2 separate regions of the Homo sapiens genome follow, and region 1 is linked to region 2. The links are chromatin loops, found by intact Hi-C in ENCODE. Cell type or tissue: endothelial cell of umbilical vein. All regions are shown on one strand.

What was found. Peaks named below come from ENCODE experiments on the same cell type or tissue, not always from the same donor. Only the 100,000 strongest peaks of a DNase experiment are listed, where the experiment ranks them.
Region 1: a loop joins it to region 2, with 7 times the contacts of the local background. A loop is called at or near these places in 6 of 110 quality-filtered maps.

The regions. Positions count from the first base shown.
Region 1 is chr4:119,312,424-119,317,423 of GRCh38, forward strand. It overlaps FABP2 (fatty acid binding protein 2), which reads right to left. Exons shown (of 4, transcript NM_000134.4): 4 at 4,827-5,000. Among named protein-coding and RNA genes, the nearest start is that of FABP2, 7.2 kb to the right of the region's middle. In endothelial cell of umbilical vein, a CTCF peak has its summit at 2,105 (motif pointing right); a DNase peak (open chromatin) is centred at 2,128; H3K27me3 peaks cover 481 bases.
Region 2 is chr4:119,556,168-119,561,167 of GRCh38, forward strand. PDE5A (phosphodiesterase 5A) reads right to left here. Exons shown (of 21, transcript NM_001083.4): 7 at 4,129-4,196. Among named protein-coding and RNA genes, the nearest start is that of PDE5A, 70 kb to the right of the region's middle. In endothelial cell of umbilical vein, a CTCF peak has its summit at 3,082 (motif pointing right); a DNase peak (open chromatin) is centred at 3,084.

The sequences.
Region 1 (5,000 bases), 240 kb before region 2:
GAAAGTCTGTACAATTAAGCATCTTATGAAAAATAGTTCAATGGAAAGTATAATTCAAGATTGCATATATTTCTATGAAAGCCTACCGTTACTCCTTTATAATACTTATCGCAATAATTTTTACTTATTCAATATGTCTTCTATGTCTAGATTCTAAGCTAAGCAGATTCAAAGTTCCATGGGAACAAAATAGATTTGTCTTGTTCACCACTAAAACTCATGTCATATTTAGCACATGGTAGGTGCTTGGTTCATATTTGGTTAAAGGAATATGTATTCTTGGCTACTCAGAATACGAGGAGCCTATACTGAACAAGTTATCTTTTTATCCACCAGAAGCAAGAATTCATTACTTCCACATCTAAAAATGTTATCTCACCCCTCTTTTCTTCTATCCGGTTTTTGTTTACTAGAACTCATCATGACTGCTTTTACCTCATGGCATCTGTTGTTTGCTTTTCCATCTGTATCTTAACTTTTGCCCATCATTACTAGCTAATGACTTTCTCTGTGTATTGAAGTCAAATTCTCAACAGAGACCCTACCTGGTTTTAATTAATGAGAATTATTGGTCTTGGACAGAGTTCTCCTATCATTGGCTGCTCTCAAGTATAGAAATTGACTGCCCTTGGGTCAGGTGGCCATTTTTGACCTAATCAGATATGGCTAGGGTGATCTGGTTCAGAATAAGTTTATCTGTTTGTAAAGAACAACAAGGACTTATTCCCTCAGTAGATCTTCTGGGTTTAAGAAAGAATGGGGAAAGCTGGCTTTCTGAGGCTGGGGCTGCCCAGCATGCCCCAAATTACAATCATTAATATTTGCTATGTGTTAGAGGGATACAGTGTGGGGTATAGATATAAGACCCTATCCTTGCCCTCATATAGCTCACAAACTAGAGGAGGCAGGCAAGCAGATTGAATATAGAGTAATGGTATTGCTGGAGTTGAACACTTTGTGCCATGGGAACATGCAGGACAAACACTCAGTCTGGACTGGGATTGTGAAATAACCTCCATCTTTACTGAGGTTTCTCTGTTCCAAGTATATGTTAAAGAGAGGAAGTTCTGTGTCACAATGATGCCCTTCAGTATCCTTTTTTTAAAAAAAATCTTGTTTAAAAGTTTCTAAATTAAAACCCAGTGAAGGCATTGAGCATATACTCCTTTACCTAAAAGACATTTTGTTTTCAAGTTTAGGAAGAGTACTGTTCTTTGACTTTCAGGTGTTTTCTCCAGTGAATATAGTGAGTGTGCCAGAATCATTTGATAAGAACAGTTACACTACCTGTAATCTGAGAGATGTGGCTTTGAAACTGGGCTGACATTTAGGGAGCACTTCCTTGCCTGTCCTCCTTCAGAGTTCTACTACTCCTTCATTTCACAGCAGTCCTAACTACTAATTGTTTAAGCTCCCTCTTTCATTCCTGGAAATCTTGATTACATGGCAGGGAGGACTTCTCGCAATCCATCATTCTAATGGAATCTTCAATGAGGATATATATGGATGAGAGAAGCCCTCTGGAACACTATGCTTTATCCATGACTATTGATTTCCACCATTTGCTTCAAACTTTCATCTTCTGCCACTGTCTTGCATACTCTTCTTTTCCAGTCAATTCTCCAGTAAAATCTGTTCCAGACAATAGCTTGAAGGTTGGTCATCGGGCCTGAAGGCAATATACACCACCCTGCATATTAGCACCCACTGAGTGAGAGTATAACCCTACTCTAGATGACCATCCAATGCTGAAGATGATGATGCTATTCTTGGTATTTCGATTCAGACCCAAGATGAGCCTGAGAGTTTGTATCCATTTGAGGAAATTCTTAATCACCTAAATATCTCTACCAATAGTGTTCATCATTAAATACTTGCTGTCTGGCACATAGTGCTTTTTTAAAATTATTTTTTGTTCAATAAATGAAAGCAGTTTTAGTGGATCGGTTCAAGAGGAGTCTTTGTATTAGCTTTGTTTAGTGTGGAGTTTGGAACTGAAGAAGCATTTAATAATTAACATTTTAAAGTGTAGACTACGGTATATCAGACCTTTCTGGAACACTCCCTAGACACTGAAATGCGGCAAAGACACTGCATTGGAAACCTCCGAAAGAGTCTGTATCCTTGGCCAGCAGATGGCATTCTTATACTATAGTTTAGAGAAAGCAAGTAGCAAAAGGTAAAGAAGCACTTCTTAATGATGAAGTGACCATCTACCTCCTTTTTCCCTTCCCCATCACCACATAACCTTATCTCACTTCCATTTTATCCCAGGCAACTATCTTTTCCATCCATCCATTCACCCTTCTTTAGGTGCCTAGAGATGTCTTGCTACCATTCTCTCTAGTTGCTCATAGGAAAATATCTTTTGTACTTATTAATAGTCAATCCATAGAAATAGGACAAGCCACATAATTTTCAGGGCCCTGTGTAAAATGAAAATGCAGAAGTTGTTCAAAAAGTATTGAGAATTTTAGGACAGTAAGAAAAGAGCATTAAACCAAGCACAGGGCCCTCTGAGCCCACACAAGCCATACACCCATGAAACCAGCCATACTTTATAATGTAAATATTTCCCTCTTCCCATCCTACCTTCCATTGTTCTAATGTCCTGTCCCCTGTGACCCACACCAAAAAGGCTGCTTAAGAAAGGAAGGAATCACTAAATGTCATTCAGACATCATAGAATCTTAGCACTGAAAGAAAATTTGGAGATCTAGTTCAATCCTCTCATTTTAAAGATGATTAAACTACATTCCAAAGAGATGAAGAGACTCTCCCAAAGTCCCCAGCTAGTTATGTCACAGACTGGACTGGAACTAAGTATTCTCATCTACCAGGCCAAGGCTCACTCTCTCACGCAGACTCCATGAGAGGTATTTTAAGAAAAGAGTTTTCCCATCTACTCAGGATATACTTTGCCCCATTTTCTCTAGAGGAGAAGGGTACATGTTTATGTTACATTTGAGTACCAGGTATATGCCAGGCATTACACTCGATGTTTTATACATAATACCTCAATTGCAACAAGCTCAGAAAATCATTACATTTTCCCCATTTTTCAAATGAGAAAAATAGAGAATCAGAACTTGAATTTTAGTCAGTAAATGGGCAGACAAGAATTTGGGCAAGTCTGTGATTCTAAAACCCATTCTTTTTCACCACATCATTCCTAAATTTTAGGAAAGCTGAGTCAGCCTGTGTTTCCTGAACATTGGTCTTGTTTTTGGTCAGCTCTGGGTGATTTGGGGACTCTTTCCAGGCTATGTTCTTCAAATTTACCAGGTTTGCTACTGCCTTGGTGTCTTTGCTCCAGGGTGTTTCCTCTGCTTGAAACACTCTTCCCCCAGATATTTCATGAAAAACAGGACCACGTGTTGGAGAGGTAACAGGGCATCTGATCATATAGGGTCTTACAGGTCATTGTAAGAACATTGGCTTTTTCCTCTGAGTGAAAATGGAAGCCATTGCAGCAGTTTGAGCAGATAAGCGATGTGATCAGATTTAGATTTTTAAAGGATCCTTCTGGCTGCTGTGTAGAAAAAGAGACTAAAGGGGTGGAGTAGGGAAGGTAGAAGTTCTTGGGCTTTTTAGAGAGTTGTAACAGTAATCCAGGAAAAAGATAATGGTGGCTCATACTAAGGTGATAGCAGTGGAAGTGATGGGAAGTGGTTGGATTCTGGAGTTATATGTGTATGTAAGTACTATATTTTTAACTTCTTGTTATGGAAAATCTCAAATACATACAGAAGTACAGAGATGAATATAATGAATTCCTGTGTTCCTATTCAGTGAACCTATCATATGTTATTATGTGTCAGGCACTTTGCAACAGCTGCAAGAATTGCCAACTTGTATCAATCTTCCTCCCCAACCCTAGATTGGGGAGAAAGCAATTTGAAGCAAATCCCAGATACCATATTGCATGTGTAAATATTTCAGCTTCTACTACTCCAACTGCTTCTGACTGCCCCGACATTCTGCTATCTACCCTATGGTTACTGCTTGTTCATAGTTTCAGGTACTCATGACTTCTACTTATTGTCTGCTCTATTTGTCCTCTTTAAGCCTTTTTCCTTGCTATCAACTACTAACTGTGTACTTCTCAAATTCAAACTCCCTAGAAAGAGGTTCTTGCAGGTTCAGTTAGTTGTCATTTTTCCTTCTACACAGAGCTCATGATCTGGCCAAATTGTGGTAGATTGGCTGCTCTTGGGTCAGGGACCCTCTTTTGGCCAAGCAGGGTGGTGTAATGACAAGGTTGGTTTTCCCGAAAAACGGTTGTTGAAATGGAAGTCACTTAACAAATAATAGGCTGTTCTCCAATACTAATAAATAGTGGAAATTTAATTCTAGAAAGGATATAAATGGTGAAAAAAGTCAGCCTGCAATGAGACTAGAAATAGATAAGTGTCTAATCACTCAACACCATTATTTTACAGTCTGACCTGACTCATTTAGAGTGCTATTCTTGGGTGCCACTGAGGAATTAAGGACATTTTTTTTCTTAATATATTTTTGTTTATAACAGGCTGAGTAATAGCATAGATCATAATGATCTAGGCTGAAAGTCAAGACCTACATTTAATTCTTCTGTTCATCATGGACTTTGTACAATATTAGACAAGCTAATAAACTTCTTTGTGCCTTTGTCTCTCTCAGTTTTTGTATTGAGATTAATACCTGCCTTTTCCTGATTCATATATGGTAGACACATAAGATTAGAGGGATAAAAATACATTGAGCTTTTATGAAGAGAAGCATGTGAAAATCTAAATAATTACTATTTCCTATGTGAAGATTTTTATGAAATTATAAAATGAACATAGATTTAAGGTATTTTTATATAAATTTAAGGAGTACAAGTATAGTTTTGTTACATTGATATATTGCATAGTGGTAAAGTCTGGGCTGTAACCATCACCCCCTGAATAATGTACATTGTACCCATTAAGTAAATTATCATCGCCCCCTGCCAACCCTCCAACTCTTCCAAGTCT
Region 2 (5,000 bases):
TGGACATATATGGCCACCCAGAATAAAGACCACATTTCTCAGCCACCCTAGTGGCTTAGTATTGCCATCTGGCTAAGTTCTAGACAACAGGATGTAAGAGTAAATGTCTGTGATGGCTTCTAGTAACCTTCCTAAGAGACAGGTGATACATGCTGTCTGTCCCTTCTTTCCCAGTCCCCCATCCTACTGTTTAAAATGTGGATATAATGACTGGAGCTGCATCCTTGACCCTGAAGGAAAGGGCCATATCCTAGGGATGTAAGGTAGAAAGTCCAAAGGTGTCTTGGTCCCCAAGGTCTTTGTGGAGCACAGCTACAGCACCGAGCCTGAGCTGGCTACCTCTGGGCTTTTACAGGAGAGAGTAATAATACTGTGTTCTTGTTTAAGCTATTTTTATTTTGGGTTTTCATGATCCACAGTTAAGCCTAATCCTAAGTGATACGGTGTAACAATGCAAGCACCACACGTGTGGAGAAGATGGACAGGTAGCACCTAAATGGAGTGGAATAGGGAAGAGGTAGCATTAGAGAAATGAATTCACAGTTGGTTCAGAATTTTTAAAGGAGAGACATCAGGAATGAAAGGTAGAGTATTCCAGGCAGGAAAAAACAAAACAAAACGAAACAGTATAAAACACATTGCTGACATGGAAGAGTTCTATGTGTAACTGGGAAACACTAAATAGTTACAGATTGTCAAGAATAAAATGATGATTTCAGGCTGAAAATGTTAGGCTAGGACAGATAGTGAAAGATTTTGAAAGTGTAATACAAGGAATATGGATCTCATTCTTTTACTGATGGGAATATTATAGTGTCCTTTAGAATGTGCCTCAGAGCTCCAATTGTAGAAAGAGTAGCTGACCAATGTCTCAAGTTGCTGTGCTCTGGAAGCCATCAACAAGTTTGCACTGAGGTCACCTCTACCAGGGTTGATCCCAGAGAAAAAGACTGAGCACACTAGGGACACTAAAGTAGGCCTAATCCTGGGAGGCCCAGTATTCTTCTCACAGTAAATTTCAGCTAGAGGACTTCCCAGCAGCCTTGCCAAACCTTCCTTAGAACTGTTCAGCTGTCTAGGATACTTCTGTACAACTTTCCTTCCTTCTTCCTCTCCTTAACTCTGGGTCAGACTTTCGTGTTGGTCTGATGGCTTTCCTGGCTCCTTCCCTCTGGTTCTCACAGGGTGTTTTCTCTAATAAATTTCTGCACATTTAATCTAATCTTGGCATCTGTTTCTTGGAAGACCTGGACTAACTCACACATCTAAGGCTTTTTGTACAATGTGTATCAATGAACTGTATATGAGTGCATTGTTGGGATGAGAGAATTAGGTACGTGGAGCTTGAAAAGATAAATTTCTGTGCTTTAGAATTAAATGGGAGTCACTGCAGGTAATGTAAACCAAAGACAAATAAAAAAAAAATCAAAGAGACATGGAAATAATAGCTAACACTTACTGAATGCCAGAAATTTTCTGAAGCATTTTATATACATTATCTTATTTGATTCTTAGTACAATCCTACTACCACTACAGATGAAGAAACTGAGGCTTTGAGAGATTAAATAATTTACATGAAGTCTCACAGCTAGTAAGCCCAGTATGTGGTGCAACTTAAATACTTACATTTAAATACAATCAATCTGACTTCTACATTCTTCTACACTGTATCCACAATTTTTTAAAGTAGTAGTCTTTACTTATTTAATTACACTTATATTTTCTAATATGATAATCAATAACAAGTATAAACTAATATGTATATTCCAAGAAAGTGACCTAAAAGGATTAATTCTATGTATTTATCATTTTATGACACAAATGTGCATTTGTGAATGAACATAAAGTTAATTAGTATGGAATTATAGCACTAAAATATCTACTTCTTAAAGAGCTAACATAAACGGCACAACATTATACTCATTTTTTTCCTTCTAATTGGGTGGCTCTTGAATTGAAGCACAAAAACTCTAAAACTTCCCACCATGTGGAAATGAGCCTCCCTTTGGAAATTCCTGGGCAACTCAACTCCCAAGAGCTTACTATGCTTTATCCCTTTTATGATATGCTTCTAATAATTATGTGTAATGTTCACCCTGAATATGTTGTTTTACATTTAACATTTCAAAACCATCTTCAGTATATTAATTTATGAGGTCATTAGTGGATTGGTTGGAAAAATCTCGAATGAGCTATACTTTTTAATTGATAAATAACTTCCTGAAAAGAATGATTTGCTTACTGCTAACATCAAATTGCCTAGTACTTCATCAAATTGAGAGATGGCAAAGTTTGGATTGGCAAAGTTTTTAATAATGAGAATTGGAGTCCTAAATCCTACCAATAATCAGTTTTAGGAACAAAATAAAGAATTTGCTGGTGAAAAATAAGTATCAATATTAGTTTTGCCCTTTTTCAAAATGTTAACATTACTAAACACCATTTTAAATTCAGTTACTGCAAATTTAGGCCTGTTACCTAATTTTTATTAAAATAAAAAAAATCTCAGAGGCCTTTTACTGTATCACTATAATAAAAGCTAACTTTACCATCCCAGCTAAAAACAGTGAAACCCCGTCTCTACTAAAAATACAAAAAATTAGCCGGGCGTAGTGGCGGGCGCCTGTAGTCCCAGCTACTTGGGAGGCTGAGGCGGGAGAATGGCGTGAACCCGGGAGGCGGAGCTTGCAGTGAGCCGAGATCCCGCCACTGCACTCCAGCCTGGGCGACAGAGCGAGACTCCGTCTCAAAAAAAAAAAAAAAAAAAGCTAACTTTAAATGTTTAGTTAACATAAGCTATTACTGTTGAAATGATTTTCATTATTGTAAAGTCAATTAATAAATCAGTTAAAATGATCCATGTAAATTAGTCTCTTTTAAGGTAATCACACTGACCTATTTAACCTTTATAAAAAATATCTTTATACTAAGACTGTCTTGGAATCATTAAATCAATAAGTGGAAAGATCCTTTCCATTTTTCCTACAGAGAGGGAATGTGGTATTTAGAAACAAATATATATATAGCAAGACATTTTTGTGTTTTTTTAAATGCATATTTACCAGTAGAGGTCACTATCACACCAATTCACTGGATTTGTCCAGCTACTGCTAAAAGAAATTAGAGGGCCTGGCTGAATTTATAAGAAAAAAATCAAAAGCCAATACCTAAAATATAATACACAGGGATATGCTGCTGCACAAATATTAAAAGATAATGTAGATAATTCATCATTTTGGACTTTTAATATGATTATCATACTGATGTTCCTATTGTCCCATGGAGGTAAAGGTAAATATATAAACAGAGATGCCTATATTTCTATTTATGTATAGGAACTCATTATTTATGCAAGCCAAAAAGTAAAATATTCAAATATTTACATATGTCCTACCTAGAAACTTTCTAAAATCTTCTTTCCAAAAAGGAAAAAAGATATTACAGCATCATAAAATTAAAATAATATATATTAATGTGCACATTTTCAGACATTTCAAAAGGATTCAATACTAACTAAAACAATGTCAAATCTGCTAGAAAATGCAATGGCACAGGAGCTTAGGACAGAATAGGTGTGGAGACGGGATATAATCTTCAATGCATGATCAGCAAAGCCAAGAAGGAAATAAAGGTCAGCAATTCAATTATGACCATGTGAACCCCAAATTCCAGGACATCAGAAAACTCTCTGGTTAGACAATCCATGGTTTATCTCCCTTGACTACTCACTTCATGCCCAAGTCAGCAGTCAAGGCTTAAAGTCAGGTCTACCTTCTGAGTCAAATGAATTCCCCATCTGCCTCCAAGTTACACCCCACCCTTTGCTAATTCCTAAAATCCTTTAATAGGAGAAAAGGCCCTTCCTTGTACCACATTGTCAAAATAATAGTCTAGTAATGAGTTTTGATTTAAATATAAATACTTAACAAAGTAACAACTTTAAGTCACTGTGGTCAATAGTCTCTCCATCTTGATGGAGGACGACTTAGGACCGTAAATGTGAGAAAAGACAAGAGACAATAAAATAATCTGTAGCTTATATTTCTTAAATCAAACTGGTCATGAAATAACTATTTAGCCAATATTATATCATGTGATAAAGACAAGTAGAGAATACGTGCTTTTACCTTGTTAATGTATCAGATGATTTTTCTAATTCCTCACACTCCATGTGAAACACACTAGAAAAAGAATCCTAAAAACAGACAACACAGGCTGAGAAATAAGTTTGACAAGGTAATGAAAACTATCTAGATACAGACATACATGCTATGGAATTGACAAAAGACCCCAATACTTGTAGTATATTTTTACTTATTCTTGGACAAAATAGACCCAAGTACTCATTTTATGACATCCTCAAAACTGCTTCCCATTTAATTAAAATAAAAGTTTCGTTCATATAATTTCTGATTTTCTCTTGGAAGAATGATTATATGAGGACTATTTGTTTTTTTCTAGGTGCTGATGGATTTATTAGTTTCAAAATTTTTTACACTTATTGAAAATTCTCAAGTTTTGGCTTTTAACGCTTAAGTACATTGATTGTTGTTAAATCCCAGGTAAAGAATCCCTTCTTAAAAAGATGTTTCATTCAGTAATACTTTATGTGATTATTAAAATAACTGTGAAAATTTTAACAACATAGAGAAATACTTTTGAAATTACATTAAAGGTGTGGTGGTTCATGCCTATAATCCCAACACTTTGGGAGGCCAAGGTGGGTGGATCACTTGAGGCCAGGAATTTGAGACCAGACTGGCCAACATGGCAAAACCCCTACTCTACTAAAAATACAAAAATTAGCTGGATGTTGTGGGCATGCCTCTGTCATCCCAACTACTGGGAAGGCTGAGGCACAAGAATTTCTTGAACCTGGGAGACCAAGGTTGCAGTGAGCTGCGATGGTGAGATCGTGCCACTGCACTCCAGCCTGAATGATACAGCAATACTCTGTCTCGAAAATAAGAAAGAAAAAAAATTTTTTAAATCACATTAA